Regions from separate parts of the Homo sapiens genome. Here region 2 is linked to region 1. Evidence: read pairs that join two places in POLR2A ChIA-PET (ENCODE). Cell type or tissue: GM12878. All regions are shown on one strand.

Region 1 (2,500 bases):
TTTAGTAGAGACGGGGTTTCATCGTGTTAGCCAGAATGGTCTCCATCTCCTGACCTCGTGATCCACCCGCCTCGGCCTCCCAACGTGCTGGAATTACAGGCGTGAGCCACCGCGCCCGGCCTTGTTTGTTTGTTTTTTAAAGACAGGGTCTCACTTTGTTGCTCAGGCTGGAGTGCAGTGGCACAATCTTGGCTCACTGCAACCTCTTCCTCCCAGGTTCAAGTGATTCTCATGCCTCAGCCACCTGAGTAGCTAGGATTACAGGCATGTACCACCACACCCAGCTAATTTTTGTATATTTAGTAGAGACAGGGTTTTGCCATGTTGGCCAGGCTAGTCTCAAACTTCTGGCCTCAAGTGATCCACCTGGCCCAGCTTCCCAAAGTGCTAGAATTACAGGTGTGAGCTACTGCACCCAGCTTACGCCACATGTTCTACTCCTGATGCTGAGGATGGAGTCAGTTTCATTAGGACCACATGGAATGAAAAGAAAATGATGGTTCACCAGGAAGAAATGGGGTACAGTTATCAGATGGAGGATGAATGGAATCTAGGCAGCAAATCTACAGATGGTCATTGCAAATTGCCATATTAATTGAATGCTCACTATGAGCCCGGCACTGTGTTAAGTACATGCATTATCTCATGTGACCTTTACGACAGCCTCATAAGGATTCTATTATTCTATTACTCCCCTACAGATGCAGAAACTGAGCTCAGAAAAGTTGAATAAGTTGTCCAAGTTTATATAGCTGAAAATTGAGTGTTTGAACCCAGGTCTGATGCAAAGTGTCAGAGAAAAACAGATCTTGAGTTAGGCTAAAATATACCTGCTAAAGCGTCTTTTGCATCATTTGCCCAATATTTTTATAATCATTGGGGAAGAGTCTGTGTAACCACAAATTTCCTTTCACACCAAGGACAAGGAAGAACAGGTTTTTATCAAGAAAAAAATCATAGTTGACATTTTTTCCCTTTAGATTTCCAAGTAAGCTTCCCAATTTTGTCAGATATCACATTATTGGCATTGAGATTAAGCAGCTATATTTCTCAGAAAGTCTCCATGCTTTTTGTCACCACTCATCTTTTTCTAACAGGCCTAGAAATTCAGCTAAATTCTGCTTGTCATGTGATTAGGAAGTGCAGAACTCCACACCATGCTCATAACCTCCTCCAGAAATGATTTACAAGAGCTCTTCTGTAGTCCTCATGATGAGGGCCTGGGGCTAGGGATCTCTGACTCCCTACTCTCTACTCCTGTGGACCAGAACCCCAATGATGTGAGATGGATGGGACAGAAGATGTGAGGCAACCAAAGAGTTGAAGAATATAAGAAGTTGCATTTCATTGCCACCACCCGCCACCAATTCCGAAATGTCAGTCCTTAGAGCATCACAGGAGAATAACCTCATATTAAACTGTATACTGTATTAAGCTTCATACTAAGCTGCAAGCGTTAGCACCACACCGACTCCTCCTTGAGAGACCCCATCCCACTACCCCTCCTCCCTAGTACACACACATCACCATCAAAGCAACTTGCATCCCAAACCCTTGAAAGATTTACTGCCAGTACTGCAGACAAATCAGTGAATACCCGGCAGTCGATTCCAAAGACAGGATGCTCATTTGCATGAGGAGTTGCATGTCATTTGCATTATATTTGCAATCCATTTGCATATCACGTCTGCCCTGTCAAAATGTACATAAATGCTTTATACTTTCACTTTTTTTATTTTCTAAAGAGGACTACGCCCCCGCATCCTGCCCAGACTGTCTGGGAAAATTACTGGTTGAGTATTCCCAGCTTAATTGTGAAGAGCCTCACGTGCCATACTGAGGCGATTTCAAACTGTGGAAGAGCCCCAAGGATGTCAGAACCTAGCTTGAGAAACTTCATTCATTCATTTATTCAACATGTCTTTATTGAACACTTACGATGTGCACTGTTGTTCTAGGTGCTGCAGATATATCTGTAAATAATGAGATGAAAATAGTTGCAGCATTAAAAGTTAAATGCTGTCATTTCAGAAAATCACTTGGCACCAACCCAATCAATACATAATACAAGTGCAAAAAAAAAAAGGCACTAAAATTTCCTGAAAGTGCTTGGTTATAAGGTCATCCGGTGTTACAGACTATGCTTATGTCGTTATTACTATTTTGTTAAGATTAATCCTGGCCGGGCATGGTGACTCAGCCTGTAATCCCAGCGCTTTGGGAGGCCAAGGTGGGAAGATTACTTGGGCTCAGAAGTTCGAGACCAGCCTAGGCAACATGGCAAAACCACGTCTCTACAAAAAATACAAAAATTAGCCAGGTGTGGCTGTGCCTGTAGTCCCAGCTACTCTGGAGACTGAGGCAGGAGGATCACTTGAGCAGGGGAGGTCAAGGCTGCAGTGAGCCATGATCCTGCTACTGCATTCCTGCCTAGGCAACAGGGCAAGACCCTGTCTCAAAAAAAAAAACAAAACAAAAGATTAATCCTGAAATTAAAACA
Region 2 (2,500 bases), 490 kb before region 1:
GTTCATCCCATTAGCATTGTGGCCACTTCAGGGCCTCTGGGATTGAGTTCTCTGGAGCCAGAACAGTTTCATAACCCCTAGAGGAGGCCAAAGTCGTCCCAGCCTTCTGGGTCCAAAGGTTCTCTCCCATGTGGCTCCTGCCTCAATAACCTACCTCCATTTTTTTTTTTTAGTTTGTTTCTGCCTCAGGCACATTTTCTCTGTAATTTTTGGAACCCAAATATAAGGGAAATCTCATTTGCTCCGTTCTGACTCATTTACAATTAAATACACTTGTTCCCATCTGTGTCTGTATACATCTGCATATATTTGCTAAAGCATCGCCCTTAATTTTGGAAAATGAGGCGGCTGGTGTTATTTTTATCCTGACTGCCAAGTTGGCTGAGAAGACCAGTGGGTGTTCACCCACCCAGTGACGACCCCTGGCCAGGCCTGTGCCTGAGGGAGGTGGTGACATTTCTCCCATGCATAGAACATGCAGACCCCTGGACAGTTGTGGCCTTCGTGATTGCTGTCTTTAGGGGTCCAGTTACCATGACTAGGCGTGTTCCTGTCCATCTCGGTGCCGAGGCTTCACTGACCACAGAGATGGGCCATGACTCTCTTGTCTTTTTTACACAGTTTCAATCTGTCACCTAGGCTGGAGTACAGTGGCACAATCATGGCTCCCTGTAGCTTCAAACTCCTGAGCTCAAACAATCCTCCTGCCTTAGCCTCCCAAGTAGCTAGAACCACAGGCATGCACCAGCATGGCTGGCTAATTTTTAAATTTTTTGTAGAGACAGAGTCTCACTATGTTGCCCAGGCTAGTCTTGAACTCCTGGCCTCAAGCAATCCTCCCACCTTGGCCTCCCAAAGCACTGGGATTCCAGGCATAAGCTACCACGCCTGGCTGAGCCTGGACTCTCCATGTCACTTTCTGGCAGCTGCTTTGACAAGCATGGGCTTTGGAGATGAGAGTGGGGGGCTGGCTGATCCTCAAGGAAGGCTTCACTGAGGAAGCAATGCCAGGTCATCACAGCCCCATCCCCTCCAAGGCCAGGAGAAGAGAAGAGATGTCTTTACTGTTCAGAAGGATGTGGTGGCATGTGTGGGCGCCTGCCTCACCTACGTACCTAAAAATACCATACTGTGGTTGTCTACCTCTTTTTTTTTTTTTAAATCGAGTTACACTGTAAAGATATTCACATTTAATGAGATGGTGGTGCCTGTCAGCACACTTAGAACCCTTTTGATATTATCATTGAATACTTTTATTTATGCCCAGGTGCTAAAATAGAACTTGGCCAACAAGAATTACAGGATGCAGAAAATAAAATGTCTACTCCTGACAATAAAAAAAAAAGTTAACATCAAAACAATACTGGAAACAACACTTACTTCCTGCTGACCTACAACCTTCTCTTGAAAATTCTGTGATGGGCAGTGCTGCTGCTGACATTGATAAATAATTCAGATTGATTCAGGGAAATGCTGGGCTTTTACATTTTTTCTGCACCACTTCCAAGATGCTAGACTCCATACTTCATGTTGAACCAACCGCACTCCTGAGAAGAGATGGCTTAGAATGATCCCAGGATTGTCCAAAGTGTCTTCCTCTTACCTGAGGTCTCTTTAGAGAACCAGTGATGCCATGGGCACTAGTCACAACTGAGGGTCCTTGTTGTACGTGGCTTTGTCTTGGGCCTATGAACTCCACAAGGGTAGAGAAGCTACCATTTCTGCCCTTAGAGAGCTTAATTCTTGGCTGATATTTCCAGTCTAAGCCTGTGGATCAATTAGCTCCTCTCCTCCCCTGGAGGGTGTGTAAGTATCTGCTTTTTCCATTCATAGCCTCTGCCCAAGAGTTCTTGACTGGTTAAAGTCTTATCCCTTGCTCAGTCTGAGTGGCTGCTACAAACACACACACACGTACTCAATCATACGCGCAGAGTCAGTAATCGTGTTTGGTGGTTGTAGATAGAGTCATCTGCTCCTTGAGCAACCAAGCCTATTGTACATGGCCCCTATGCCTAGGTTCTAGCTTGACAATGTCTCTCGTAAATTTTCCTCTTTTTCCTTACTAACTCCTAGCTGTTCCTCAAGATTTAAACACTACAATTTAAACATCACTTTCTCCAGGAAACCAGATTGCGCTGGGTGGCCCTCCTCTCCTCTCAGTCTACACAGCAGTGTTTTGTAATTGACTGGAGATGTGTGTTGATAGCCACCACTAAAGTGTATGTTTTCCATTGACAAAGGCTGTGTTTATCTTGTATTCCTTGTGCTGAATAGTGTTTGTTAAATGAAGTGGATGAATTAATGCACTCCTAAATTAGGTCAGTTTATGAAATCCGAGCTCTACAGAGTCAACTGTACCCAATTAATACTATGAGAGTAGCCAGTTTCCTGAAAAAGAAAGATATACTGGATATGTACACATAAACATCTACAGAGATGCACCCCAAAATGAAAATCTAGGGTAATGGAATAACAGGTGAATTTAATTTTCTTCTTTCTC

What was found. ChIA-PET counts read pairs that join two places held together with the same protein. Peaks named below come from ENCODE experiments on the same cell type or tissue, not always from the same donor. Only the 100,000 strongest peaks of a DNase experiment are listed, where the experiment ranks them.
Region 2: POLR2A ChIA-PET joins it to region 1 with 5 read pairs; 2 of 35 experiments call an interaction of 5 or more read pairs at or near these places.

Annotation. Positions count from the first base shown.
Region 1 is chr5:139,213,640-139,216,139 of GRCh38, forward strand. No RefSeq gene overlaps it. Among named protein-coding and RNA genes, the nearest start is that of SIL1, 17 kb to the left of the region's middle. In GM12878, no CTCF peak of the experiment used is centred here; no DNase peak of the experiment used is centred here.
Region 2 is chr5:138,725,967-138,728,466 of GRCh38, forward strand. No RefSeq gene overlaps it. Among named protein-coding and RNA genes, the nearest start is that of CTNNA1, 26 kb to the right of the region's middle. In GM12878, no CTCF peak of the experiment used is centred here; a DNase peak (open chromatin) is centred at 1,065.